Regions from separate parts of the Mus musculus genome. Here regions 1, 2 and 3 are each linked to region 4. Evidence: chromatin loops called from intact Hi-C (ENCODE). Cell type or tissue: gastrocnemius. All regions are shown on one strand. Each heading gives the region's core, and the rest is flanking DNA. Links, peaks and the distances in the headings are about the cores only.

What was found. Hi-C counts contacts between places; a loop is a spot of excess contacts. Peaks named below come from ENCODE experiments on the same cell type or tissue, not always from the same donor. Only the 100,000 strongest peaks of a DNase experiment are listed, where the experiment ranks them.
Region 1: a loop joins it to region 4, with 2.4 times the contacts of the local background. A loop is called at or near these places in 13 of 42 quality-filtered maps.
Region 2: a loop joins it to region 4, with 2.6 times the contacts of the local background. A loop is called at or near these places in 25 of 42 quality-filtered maps.
Region 3: it touches region 4 in a loop (5-fold over the local background); 22 of 42 quality-filtered maps call a loop at or near these places.

Annotation. Positions count from the first base shown.
Region 1 is chr7:127,469,843-127,473,297 of GRCm38, forward strand. It overlaps Prr14 (proline rich 14), which reads left to right and starts at 1,772. Exons shown (of 11, transcript NM_145589.2): 1 at 1,772-2,135; 2 at 2,256-2,424. The coding sequence starts at 2,113. In gastrocnemius, for the core only: a CTCF peak has its summit at 1,951 (motif pointing right); DNase peaks (open chromatin) are centred at 645, 1,194, 1,342 and 1,884; H3K4me3 peaks cover 2,500 bases; H3K27ac peaks cover 2,500 bases.
Region 2 is chr7:127,477,932-127,481,350 of GRCm38, forward strand. Fbrs (fibrosin) reads left to right here and starts at 1,027. Exons shown (of 18, transcript NM_010183.2): 1 at 1,027-1,714; 2 at 2,005-2,184; 3 at 2,936-2,971; 4 at 3,058-3,087. The coding sequence starts at 1,268. In gastrocnemius, for the core only: no CTCF peak of the experiment used is centred there; DNase peaks (open chromatin) are centred at 935 and 2,103; H3K4me3 peaks cover 2,339 bases; H3K27ac peaks cover 2,106 bases.
Region 3 is chr7:127,496,521-127,499,975 of GRCm38, forward strand. No RefSeq gene overlaps it. Among named protein-coding and RNA genes, the nearest start is that of Mir7060, 9.0 kb to the left of the region's middle. In gastrocnemius, for the core only: a CTCF peak has its summit at 2,086 (motif pointing left); a DNase peak (open chromatin) is centred at 2,091.
Region 4 is chr7:127,360,433-127,363,887 of GRCm38, forward strand. It overlaps the pseudogene Gm51260. Among named protein-coding and RNA genes, the nearest start is that of Zfp747, 14 kb to the right of the region's middle. In gastrocnemius, for the core only: a CTCF peak has its summit at 2,112; DNase peaks (open chromatin) are centred at 1,173, 1,350 and 2,206; H3K4me3 peaks cover 751 bases; H3K27ac peaks cover 519 bases.

The DNA of each region.
Region 1 (3,455 bases), core at 480-2,979, 110 kb after region 4:
CTGGCCTCACGCTCACAAAGATCTGAAAAACATACTTTTTTTAAAAGTAATTTTTTTTTTCTTTAAAAAGATCAATCAAGCTAGGCAGTGGTGGTGCATGCCTTTGGTCCCAGCACTTGGGAGGCAGAGGCAGGTGGATTTCTGAGTTTGAGGCCAGCCTGGTCTACAGAGTTAGTTCCAGGACAGCCAGGGCTACACAGAGAAACCCTGTCTCCAAAACCAAACAAAAACAAAAAGATCAATTGAGGAAGACACCTAACAATGGTTTCTGACCTCCACATACCAACACACACACTGAGACACAGAACAGCTAATTCTTGGGGAGTTAGGAGCTTTGGTTAGGTGGTAAAGGCGCATTCATAGTGCAAGATGCCAGTAAATGACCACTTCTTCCCCACCAGTAGTCCAGCTCCTAACAAAAGGTCCTTTGGAGCAGGCTCTCCAGCATTAGGATCGACTGCTTATCTCTTATTCCAAAAGACTACCTGACACCCTGCAGAGGACAGGCTCCTCTTCCAAGAGTTACTTCTGCCAGCCCAGAACAGGAAGGACAATGAACCGGCTCCACCAAGCAACCCCAGGTTGGTTATATTAGTCGCCTTCTGAGTGGCCTGCAGACACTACCTAGGAAGAAAGGAGGGGGGGGGGGGAGGAGAGAGAGAAATGCTAGTGAATGAAGCTCACCGCACCCAGCCTTCTCCCCACTTAGGCTGTTCCTGGTCTCTCCAGAAACTGAATTGGAAGCTAGAGGCCACATCAGGCCTACTCTTTAACTTGGGATCTTCAGGTTTTCCGTCCCGCCGTCCCGACTTCCGGAACTTCAATCCTAAGGAACTTAAACCTAAGAAAATGGGAAATTCCCAAATCCTTAACATTTAATCGATATTCACCGGCGTTAAGAACAAGAAAAATTACGTTAGGTGGAGAAACTTTAGCTTTCCTACACTTGTCCAAATATAACAAGAAACGTGATATAGTAGTTGGTCGCTGACCAGCCTTTGAAAAATGACGCTTTTCGGTCGACTAGTGCTAAAATCAGACTGCCCTCAATTAAAATGGCGGTGCAGGCACAATTGAGCTTCTTTGCCCCTACGTATTATGGCGGGCAGGAGATTTCACGCAGTTTCTCCTAACCCCGGAAGACCGGAACCGGCAATTGGGCGGTGCTTAAGACACACAGAAGAAGGCCTCTGACGGTTGGACAGCGCTGCATAAGGCAGGCTTTAAAGAAGCCGGAGGTGGGAGCTGTTTGAAACCCGGATCCTTGGAAAGCTGCGGTGAGAGGCGTAGGGGAGGGGTGGGAGTGGGGGGGACCGGGCTGGAGAGAGGGCCGGGAGGCGGGGGGAGAAGAAAACGTTTGAGCCAACTGGTCCGGGGCGCCCGAGAACGCGGGGCGGGGATCCAAGTAGGGCGGGGGCTTGGGGTGGGATGTTACCGGTGGGCTGGACCTTCTGGGATTGGAGTGAATGGTCTACCGGTTGGTTTGACAGTTTATAACCCAGAATCCGGACTGAGTTCAGTGATGAGTTTAGGCCTCCCCCAAGGGGAACTTCGTTAAGCTGAAGCTCTCAGTGGGAGGAGGCAAGTTGCGCGGCTTCTGATTGGAAGAACCGCGCAGTAGGATTCTTTCCACAGAGATCCAATTTAGGCGATCTGGTAGGAGGGAGGGCTGTTACTAAGTGGAGTAATTCTTTTGGAGCTCTTGCTTGGTGGGGCGAGGACCACAGAGGAATCTAGCGGAAACGGAAGCCTCTCGGGACCGGGATCCCACCGGATCCCAGAGAACCTCAGGGAGGCATCTAACAGGGACAAAGGTCCCAGGAGGCTCGAGCGGTGGGAGAGCTGTAACCTCCGCAATCCAGTCTCGCGGCAGGTGCCAGGCAGGGCCCGAGTGATCAAGGCGGCTGCAGCGGGAAGACCCGGCTCCGAGAGGCCGGCCGGGGGCGCCCTTTGGAGGAAGGGCCTGTGCCCTACCGGGAGCCGCAGGCGGACTATGAAGGGCGGAGTCCCGGGGGAGGAACTGGCCCTCATTCCCCACTCCCCCGCTCCCCAATTTACCCCAGGCCTCAGCCTGGGATACCCCAGGGACTCCCCGGAACCGCCGCTTCCCCCATGGACTTGCCTGGGAACTCCAGGTGAGAGCGTACCCCGCCCGCCTGACTTGAGCTCGGGAGACGGGGATGCTGACGGCTGCACCCGACTACAACAGAGGCAACAACAGGTTCAGGCAACTGTCTTCTACTTTCACCCTCCAGCCCTTTTACACAGCCAAGCCTGTGCCGTCAGCCTCTATCTCGAGCATCATGGGAAGCCAGGAGCCCGAAAAGACCGAGGCTGCAGCCTTTGGGGACCCCTTCATCCCTAGAAAAGGCCTCTCGGAGGGTCCTTGCCGTGGTGTTGGAAGATGTCATGACTACAAACAGGGTGAGCCCTTTAAGTGAAAGACCACTCCCTCTTCCCTATCCTCCATCCCCGCCCTGGCTTAGTACTAAAGTCAGACCAGTTCCACTAAGCCAGCCTTCAAAGCAGCCTCCATAATGCAAGACCATATGGTTTTGGGTAATTCATGTGCCTGTCCAGTCACCCACTCACCCAACCACATCCTACTAAGTATGAAAAACTCTTCTGACTGCCCTGTTATCGCTATCCTTTGCTACTTGGTGGGTTCTTCCATCCTCCCAACCCCCTAACACTAGTTAAGAAAGAAAAAGAATAGAGAGGAAAGAGATCTCCGAATAAAGGCAAGGGAGGGAATGGGGCGATGGTAGGCTACTTTCTGCTGATTAGGGGTGTCGAGTTCCTTGGGGCAGGTTTGATCTTCGCCATCAGGATATCTACTTTCTTCTTGTGAATAATAACAAACATCCAATCAATAACCAACCCATTCCTTGGGGGCCTTAACATGAAAAGTCCCCAGAATTCCAAAAGTCATACAATTGCAGAACCTGTCTGTAGCTGGCAAAATTATGCCCCTGCTGGAGGCAAATCTTAGTAAGTTGCTATGGACAATCTAAAGCAGTCCCATATCCCACACCTGGGAGTAAAACAAAAACATGATATTTTCGTGCTTTTTAAAAAAGAAACCAAAGCCGGGCAGTGGTGGTGCAAGCCTTTAATCCCAGCACTTGGGAGGCAGAGGCAGGCAGATCTCTGAGTTCGAGGCCAGCCTGGTCTACAGAGTGAGTTCCAGGACAGCCAGAGCTACACAGAGAATCCCTGTCTCAGAAAACAAACAAACAACCCCCCCCCAAAAAAAAAACCCAAAAAAAGAAAGAAAGAAAAAAAAAACCCAAAAATCCAAAATTGTCACTTCTCTGTTCTCTTGTTCGGAAGCATGCTGGTAGTGTCTTTGGCCACAAGGCAGACATGAGAAAAATGGTACTGTCTTTTACCATTTTTCTATTTCTCTAGAACCTGGGTAAGAAGAAGAGATTACATCATTTCACGCCTGTAGT
Region 2 (3,419 bases), core at 920-3,419, 120 kb after region 4:
CAGTAGATGGCCAATAAACAGAGAGCAGGAAGAGGCGGGTGGCCTAAGGAACTGCTCCAAACACCTACTTCGGACCAGTCCAGTCACAAGACCTGGGGAGGGCGGGGCTAACCTGACAACCCAATCCCACATTTGAAGGCTGTTACGTCCGGCACTCCGGCGACTTTGACTCCGCCCTTTGCATTGACGTTTACTTGCCAACCTATAAACGACTGAGCCTCGGAGGGAGGGGGAAGGAGGCGGAGAGAGGAAGGAGGCGTTGGCTGAGGAGGAAGAGGGAGGAGGGGCAGGGAAGTTCTGGTGGAGAAGAGCCGTAGACGCCGAAGAAGACAACAGGAGGATACGGCGGAGTTCCTCACTGTCCAGTGGCCTTTCCGGATCCTTCTAGCTACAAGCCGGTTAGGAACGGAGGAAAGGAGGAAGAGTCTTTTATGTCGGAGGACAGAGAGAGAAGCTCTATCCGTCACCGTTGCCTCACATCCGGGACTTTGGACGGCAGGCTCCGCCCCCTTGCACCTTTCAAGGCTACGGGAGGCGGAGACCTCGTTAAATCTCCTTAAAGGGGTGGGTACCGAACTCGGCCGACTCCAACGCCAGTCTTAAAGGGGACAGCAGAAGCTGACAAACAACTCCTGCTGGAAGAATTGGGGCAAGTGGAGTTTTCCTACCTCCTGCCCCACGCAAGAAGTTCATTAAATTCATCTTAAAGGGGAAGTGACAGCCTGTGAAGGGCTAGAAACTTAGCTACGCTCTCTAAAAAGGGACGACTCGCTGTTTGAAGGCCTCTGGACTCTTTAAAGGGGTGGCCTCTTTCAGCCGGAGGACTTGAGACACTTTTAAAGGGGAAGTCGTGCTTTCCGCCCCTTTTAAAGGGGTGGTCCTTCCTCTTCCTCTGGGAGACTTGCCTCGACCCCTGGCACGGGGCCGCCACCGCACTAGACCAGCCGGACACGGTGGAGTCGTCTTAAAGGGGCCGGGGGCTGGACAATTTGAGGCCTCGCCTTAAAGGGACGGCCGCCCAGTTTTAGTCGTCGCGGCCCCGCCAGCCCTACAGGGGGGGCCTTCAGGCTTGTCGCCCCGGGGGCGGCGCCGGCTCTCTGGGCCTTGGCCTTGGGGCAAGCCAGAGGCCAGCGGATCCTGTTTTAAAGAGGAAGCCGGAGCTCTCCCGTCCCTGTGCAAGCGCCAGCGCCGCGCTCGCGACCCGGGGCCTGTGGACAGGCCGCTTCGGGCCCCGCCGCCTCCGGATGCGGCGCTGAGGGCCGTCACCATGGAGACGGCCGCGGCCCCAGGCCCGGGCTGGGCAGCTGAAGGGGAGCGGCGACGGAGACGCTGCTCGCGGCGAGACCGTGATCGGGAGCAGCGGCGCCGCCGAGGTCCAGGCGGTGACGCGCCCCGGGCCTTGTTGGCCGCCCCGCGAGGCTCTTCATCCTCCTCGTCACCGCCGCCGCCCGCCCGTCCCTGGTCGTCAGCTTCATCTGGAGAGCGGCCTGGGGGCCTACGACGGCGGCGGCCCCGACCCAGGCCTCGACCCCCGAGACCGCGAGCTCGGAAGCGGCCTGCCGGTTCGGGCAGCCGCGGAGAGGAAGAGGACGAGGAGGAAGAGGGGGGCGCAGACGACGGAGAAGCCGAGGAGGAGCCTGAGGAGGAGGAAGAGGAGGAAGACCTGATCGATGGTTTTGCCATCGCTAGCTTTGCCAGCCTTGAGGCCTTGCAGGTGTGCCCTAATGGGATTTGGGGGTCTTTGGGAGGTGGGTCAGAAGGGCAGAGAGAAGGGTATAGCCCTTACAGAGGATGGGGTTGAGGGGGCAGTGGTGACACCCCAAACCAGAGCAACCGGCTCCTCTTGCCGGGTTTCTGCCCCACCCTGGGGTGGGAGGAGGTAGAGCTAGTGTCTGGGGACTACCTAGGTTCCCCTGCTTGAGAGGCACTTGAGTAACTTGGTCACCCTTAGAGAGTTAAGGAGCTTTTCTTTCTCCAACCACATTTCCACCACCTCTTCTACAGAAGGATGCATCTCTTCAGCCCCCAGAACGACTGGAACATCGGCTGAAGCATTCTGGGAAACGGAAGAGGGGGGGCTCCAGTGGGGCCACTGGGGAACCAGGGGACAGCTCAGACCGTGAGCCTGGCCGACCCTCTGGGGATAGGCCCCGTAAATGGCCCAATAAGCGAAGAAGGAAAGAGGTGAGCATGTCCCAGATTCCAGTCCTTCCAATTTGTTCAGTCGGAATATATCATTCCTGTAGACTGACTTCCCACGAGCATCACAACTGCCGATCCCAGCAGTAATCCTAGTGTCTAGGAGCACAGGGGAAGGCAGAACAAATTGGACAGCAGCCCCATCTCCAATCCAGGTCTGAAGGACCTAACTAGAGTCAAACTCACTTGCTTTTGCTTGTGCTATGTATACTACTAACAAGCTGATAATTCAAGAGATACATCAAAGACAGCTGAATTATAAATAAGAGATGTCCTGTCCTTTCCTCTAGCTGGTGGCAGCCTAAGGGGAAAGAAACAGCCAAAAAGCAAGCACCTAGACTAGCTTGAGCAGCTGTGTAAGGCAGTGATCTGGGAGAGATCTAGGCAAAGTGCTACAGAAACCCACATGAGGAAGCCACTCATTCTGTCTGGGGGATGGGCAGAGGGTTGCGGTTAGGGAAAGCCCCCTAGAACGTCTTGGGCCCCAGTGTAGTCAGAAGTTTGCTGAGGAAAGAAGTGAGGAAAAGTTGTTTTGAATACAGTTTTAAGATTTGAGAACCTAGAGTATTAGGAAAATAGTAAGCTGGTTGGTAGCGGAGGTGGAAGTAAACAGAGAAACAAGAGCATGATGGAGAGTAGCTTTTAAGTCCTCTTGAAGGTCTTGCTGGGAGTAGTGGCTTTGTACAGTTGCTTGGTCAGTCAGCCTCCCTTACTTCTGGACTCTGGTCTTTCTCAGGCCTTCTCCCGTCACTCTCTGGAAGCTGGATATATAGTAAGTGTCACCTACCTGTAATGGCCCATCCCTTCCCTGTTGGGTCCCTCTCCTATCCCCTGATGTCTTTCTCTTTATCTTCTCAGTGTGACGCAGAAAGTGATCTGGATGAGAGGGTGAGTGGGGCCAGGAGCTGTTGGGTGGGCACTATTGTGGGGGTTTAAGCAAGCAGCCTGCAGTTTGAACAACTCCCACAAACAATAGACATCCTTCCTAAATGGGAACATGGGGCATATTGAACCAGAATTAAGTTTTGAGGAGGAAGGGAGAGAAGAAAAAGGTATTGGGTTGAGAGGTGAGGCCACAGTGTCCATGTGTTTTTGAAGGGTCAGTTCTCCTTCTAACATGGGGTGGAACTCAGGCCATCAGGCGTCACAAGTGCTTTTACCTGTTGAGCTATCTTGATGACCCTGGGCTTTTTTTTTTTTTTTTTTGGTTTTGTTTTTAT
Region 3 (3,455 bases), core at 607-3,106, 140 kb after region 4:
TGCACTATCATGCCTTGTCTGTAATCTTGAATCCAGAGCAATGTACTACTTGTTAATATTTTTATTTTATTTGTATGGTGTTTTCTCTGCATGTATATTTGTGCACCATGTGCATGCAGTGCTCTTGGAGACTACAAGAGAGGGCATCAGATCCCATTAGACTGCAATTACAGATGTTTTTGAACTGTCATGTGGGTGTTAGGAATCTGTGTCCTCTGGAAGATCAGCCAGTGCTCTTAACCATTGAGCCATCATCCCTCTAACCCCCGAGCATTGTACTATACCTGTGCTATGTTCTTATTTGTAAAAAATAGTTTTGTTTGTTTTTAAGACAGAATTACATATAGGTCTAGATGGCCTTGAACTCAATATATAGCCAAGGATGGCCTTGAACAGCTTTTTTTTTTTTTTTTTAATTTCCTGTATAATAGGCCCTCCCACTATGTAGCTCTAGCTGGCCTGGAACTGGCCATGTAGGCCAGGTTGGCATTGAATCTGTAGCACTACCATGCCTTGTTTTACAGGGCTATGGTATATACTAGGGATTTGTACTCTATAGAAAGGTACTCACCCAACTGAGCTAGATACATTCCTTCCTTGCTTTTAGATGCTATATATAGCCCATGAGATATTATTAAATTCCAGACTCTCCTGCCTCACCCCTCTAATCCGGGATTATAAACATCTGCCACTGTACCTAGTTCAAGTATTAAAAAAAAAAAAAAAAAAAAAAACCCAAGCCGGGCAGTGGTGGCGCACGCCTTTAGTCCCAGCACTGAGTTCGAGGCCAGCCTGGTCTACAGAGTGAGTTCCAGGACAGCCAGGGCTATACAGAGAAACCCTGTCTCGAAAAAGCCAAAAAAAAAAAAAAAAAAAAAAAAAAGGAATGAGGTTACTTCCAACCCAGACAGTAAAACTGTGGGTGGGGTCTAAGTGAATGACCTGAACCTCGGCACAAATACAGATTGTTTGGACTCTTGCTTGTAACTAAAAGTGCAACTGTGTGCCCCCCACCAGGTGTGTTGGTACAGTCCTGGTTCAGAGTATCACAATGATAGACAACTAGAGCAAGCTCAGTCAGCGCAGTGTTTGACTCCATGGGTCAAGTTGAGTTCCCTCCCCAGCACTACATAAAAGTAAATATATAAGAATGGAGATAGCTCAGAAGTTAAGGGCACATACTGCAGTTACAGGAGGACCATTTGGTTTGGCTCCTAACCCTCATGTCAAAGAATTCACAACCACCTGGATCTCCAGCTCCTGGAGAGGTAATGTCTCCATATCTGAACTTTGTGCACATACACAAAATAATGTTTTAATGGCTGGACTGTCTTAGTGGTTAAGAGTACTTAACACTATTGCAGAGGACCCAGATTGTGCTCCCAGCACCCACATGGAGGCTCACAACAGTCTTTATACTAGTTCCAGGGAATCTGATGTCCTCTCTTCTGGCACCAGGCATGCACATGATGCACACATATGCATGCAGGCAAATAAATACACAGGTTATTTTCTCTAAATTTTACATTGAGAAGATATGTGACAGTGACTGCTTCTAACTCTAGCACTAAGAGGGGTCAGAAGTTGAAGGTCTTCCTGAGCTACATACATACGGAGTTCCAAGCCAGCAAAGGATATATGAGACCTTGTAGGAGAGGGGATGACTAAGGGGCTGAAGAGATGGTTCTACAGTTAAGAGCATTTGTTGCTTTTGCAAAGGACACAGGTTCGCTTCCCAGCCCTCACATACATGGCAATTCATAATCATCTGTAAGGCCATCCTGGTCAACATAGCAAGTTGCAGGCTAGCCAGGACTACATAGTGAAACCAGTCTCCAAATAACTTTTAGTTTAAAAATCAAATGACAACTTCAGAGACAATTCGTACATAACGCACCTAATCTTATAACTGGCTTCATTCACTTAGTATTATGTTATCAAGACTCATGCACATCATACTATCACTGCCTGGCTTCTACTTAAAAGAAAAACAAAAGATCTATTTTATCTATATGAGTACACTTTTGCTCTCTTTAGACATGCCAGAAGGCAGTATTGGGTCCCATTACAGATGGTTGTGAGCCACCTAGTGGTTGCTGGGAATTGAACTCAGGGACCTCTGAAGAGCAGTTAGTGCTAACCGCTGAGCCATCTCTCCAGCCCTTTTCTGTTTTATTATTATGATGATGATGATGATGATGATGATGATGTTTTTTCGAGACAGGGTTTGTCTGTGTAGCCCTGGCTGTCCTGGAACTCACTTTGTAGACCAGGCTGGCCTTGAACTCAGAAATCCGCCTGCCTCTGCCTCCCAAGTGCTGGGATCTGCTTTATTTTTTTAAGAGAGGGAATTTGCACTTCAGGTGGCTGGCCGGCCAGCACAGTGCTGGGATGCAGCTATGTGTGGTAGGAATCCAAATTCAGGTCTTAATGTTTGTGCAGCAGGTACTCTACTCACTGACACACCTACCCAGTGTCACCCTTTTTTTTGAAACAGAGTCTCATGTAGCCCAGACTAGCCTTGAATTTGCTGTGTAGTCAAGTATGATCTTGAATTCCTAGCCCTCCTACTTCTGCCTCTTGACTTCTGGGATAACCACCACACCCACCTGTTAATTGTCTTAATTGTAACCGTTGGGTCTGGCTTTGAGCTCCTCATGTCATCTGCTTCCCATGTGGTGTAATTACAGACATGAGCTACTTGTGCTTTGACTGAGATGGAGGTTTTGTTGGATTTTTTTTTTCTTTTTTCTTTTGGTTTTTCGAGACAGGGTTTCTCTGTGTAGCCCTGGCTGTGCTGGAACTCACTTTGTAGACCAGGCTGGCCTCGAACTCAGAAATCCGCCTGCCTCTGCTTCCCGAGTGCTGGGATTAAAGGTGTGTGCCATCACACCTGGCTTTTTGTTGGATTTTTTTAACATAAAATTTTTTCACTTATTTTATGTGATTGGGTGTTTTGCCTGCATATATGTCTGCATACTGTATGTGTGCCTGCTACTGCAGAGTCCAGAAGAGGGTGTTGTATCCCTTGTGGCTAGAGTTATGTAGAGGGTTGTGAGGTACTCTGTGAATACAGGTGGTATGCTTGAGTCCTCTTAACCACTGGCTGAGCCATCTCTCTAGCACCACCAAGATGTGTAGTTTTAATAATTTCATCTAGCTTCTTGCTGGTTTTTTTTTTGTGTGTGTGTGTGACAGGTCTCACTATATAGTTGTGACTATTGTAGAACTCTACGTAGAGCAGCTGGCCTCAAACTCACAGAGCTCTGTGTGCCTCCTGAGTGCGGGGGGGAAATGGATCCCACAGCCAGGCATGGTGGTGCACATCTTTCATTCTAAAACTAGGGAGCAGAGGCAGCTGGATCTCTGTGAGTTCGAGGCTAAACTGGTCTACAGAGTGAGTTCTAGGACATCCAGAGCTACACATGAAACCCTGTCTCAGAAAAGGAAAGGCG
Region 4 (3,455 bases), core at 658-3,157:
GCTAATGTCTATGCGTAGCTGATAAGTCTGTTTACCTATAGAGTCCTCATGACTCAGTATGCTATCCTCTATATGGCATGGGTGGGGATTTATGCTACAGTTTGATTATATAGTCCAATCGGGACTTAAAAGCCTTTTACCTGCTCAAACACAGAGCAGAGAAATATTGTTAGCTGTTTTGTGCACACTGCACATTCTACAGATGGTTGTGAACTTTCATGTGGTTGTTGCAAATTGAATTTTAGGACCTCTGCTCCCTCTGGTCAACCCTGCTCGCTCTAGTTGGCCCCACTCAATTTGAACTCGGGACCTTTGGAAGAGGAGTCAGGGCTCTTACCCACTGAGCCACCTCACCAGCCCCTCCACACCTCTGTTAATTCATACATGTATGTTACTTTTAAAAGTTTGTATGTTGGGGCTGGCGAGTGATCCAGCCTCACAGACTGCCTCAATTGCCGGTTCTTCAAAGAGTTGCATCCAGGACAACTTCAAAGCAGGATGTTCCAGCCTCTCAGATTGCTTCAGCCAGGACTTCAGAAAAGCCCTGCACTTTCCCATCACACAGAGACTGAACAGCAAACGATACAGCTATCTCTTCCAGGACTTGACCAATAGCCCAATTTTTCTAGGTACCTTTGCCCCCAAAGAACAGGAAGGAATTTTAAGAGAAAGATGCCCTGACTCTCAGCAGATGGGTGACTGGTTTTGATGGTTCGATGGGTGATGGATCTTTGTTGTCATTTAACACTGCTGTTGACAAGCTGTTATTGGACTTGGTCAGGGAGAAAGCAAATTAAAAGACGTTAGACCTAGGGATCTCTTTCTCTTTTTTTCTTTCCTCTATTCTTCTTTCTCTCTTTTCTAGTGTTAAGAGGAAAGGAGGGGGAAGACGAAAAGAAAAAGGGGGGGTATGAATGATAGGATAAAAGGGTAGATTATCTGTTACGGGCACTCCGAGGATCTTGTGAACCCAGGGCCGAGCATGTGGCAGTAACAACTAGGACGTTCGGGGCTACAGGCGAGGAGGTGGAGGAGAAGGTGGAAGAGGAGGGGGGGGGGGAAGGAGGAGGAGGAGGAAGAGGCAGATGGCTTGGAGCTGCCCCGGACTTGTGAGTGCCCGCCGTGCCACGCCCTGTCACGCGGCCTCAGGCTGGCCTCTGGCTCAGCACCTGCACTCTGTTTGTCCCCAGGGTGAGGGGCAGAGTCCAGGACAATGTTCTATACCTGGCCCAGCACCACGGGATGGCCCTGGGATGCCCGTGAAGCATCTCTGGCATGCTCCTCCTGCCGTGTGTATGTATGTGAATGAGGCCCACCTGGAGCTCCTGCCTCCTCGTGAGGAGAGGGAGGACGACATGTTGGACAGGTTCCACCGCTCCAGGAGAACTGGACTTGGCTGCCAGTTGTGCTGACCCCTGAGCTGGAAGGAGTCAGGTTTACTCTTCCCAAGATCATCAGGATGTTTGGCCACTTCCCCATACCCCACTAACATGAGCTCAGCCGCTAGACAGACCAGGGCCATGGAACTGAAGAGAAAAGCCATGCTTTCTGCCGCAGATATTATGAATGTAATTCTTACCTGATTTTTTTCATAGATGCTTACTGTATATAGTTTATTGGTGTTAGAGAAAGAGCCTTTTATTGGACTAAAAGGGGAGATACTGAGATAATGTTAGATCTCTCTACAATTGCTTGTCCTGTAGGATTGTAAGGTATGTTAATATCATGTTTCAGGCCACAATGTCTAACATAACGGACATTATAATTCGACATAGGTTGAAGCATCATCAACTTCAATCTGTAAGGCATTTCCAATATTGCTATCTAAATGTGCAATCTCATCATCAGCCTCTTCAGAGCCCAAGGCAGAAGCACATTGAAATCTTGAGTAAGTATCAATTGTATGATGTATTTACGTATGTTTATATCTTAAGTCTCTGAACTCTACAAAATGAAACATATAATTTATTGTATGATTCACAAACAGAATCTTTAATTTTAGCTCAGCATATAGACCTTCATTTAGTAATTGATCCTTGACGATATTATTACAATATCTAGTCTGATTAGGTCGGGCCTCTTTACATAGCATGTCGATAGACTGCTATTCTGCGATATTATCACAGGGTGGCGCTGTAAGCCTTAGACTGAATTCCTCTGAAGATCCTTTATTCTGCTTTTCTTTTCCTTTTGTTTTGTTTTGTTTTGTTTTGTTGATTTTCGAGACAGGGTTTCTCTGTATATTCCTGGCTGTCCTGGAACTCACTTTGTAGACCAGGCTGGCCTCGAACTCAGAAATCTGCCTGCTAGCCGGGCGTGGTGGCGCACGCCTTTAATCCCAGCACTCCGGAGGCAGAGGCAGGTGGATTAAAGGCGTGCACCACACGCCCAGATCCTTTATTCTGAATCAAAGGATTTTCTGATCTCTTTTCTGTCGCCTCCAACCTAGTATTTAATTTTTCAGTCTTTCCCTTCTGCTTTATTCTGATCTCACTGGAAAGGGATTTATAAAATTGCAATCATCACTGAAAATATAATTATTTGTTTGCTGATAATTTAAACAAAATTATACAGAATCCACATGCCTTCTGTCATTGTATTTTCCATTTTATTAAACAAAGAAAGCATTTTCTTTTAATCTCTTTAATTCTCTCTTTCCTTTGGAGAGTTCTCTTTATTATGCACATTTACAGAACATTTTTACTTACTTTCTTTCTCCTTTCTTCGGAGACTTTATTTTATATTCAAACTCAGTATTTCTGTCTATGATTGTGTTCGGTTTCTTTTCTTCAGCATATATGTATCTTTCAAAACACTTCTACTTCTCGCTTTCTTCTTCAGAGACATTACTGTCTATGCGCATCTATTTCTCTTTTACCGTTTTCGAACTTAATATCTTTTACTGCATTAAATTTTCTCTACATTTTTTCCATCCTTCTGTGATTTAGCCTTTTTCATTTTTCTTAACACACACTCTCTCTCTCTCTCTCTCTGCATGCTTTTGCTGGCATGCCTTCTGCTGCGACAAGCTTCTCTGTCCTGCTGCCTTCTGCACCAGTGCAGGCTCCTTTCTGCTGCATGGCCAGCTCATCGCGCTGGCTGCTGGCTCTCCTGAGTCTAGCCTTGGCAGCTTCTGTGCTTAGGCTGGCCTGCATTGTACAGCCTGTCCCCTCCTGCCACCCTGGGCTGGACGAGTCCGCTGTTTGTGCTCCCATGAGAGTCCAGCCTCACCTTGCCACGCACCATCTGGCACCTCGCCTACTCCCAGCTCGGGGAAGTTGCTGGGCCCGCGCTGCGGCCGTTTCTACCTGGTCTCCCGAGAATGAACTGGATCTGCGCTGCTGCCGGCTACAGTGTGGGCGCTCCTTACTAGTTGAGGTAGGTTCTGGCTCCGCCGCAGCCAGGCGAATGCGGGGGACACTGCTGCGGAGCTGTGACAGTGGACAGCGGAGTTA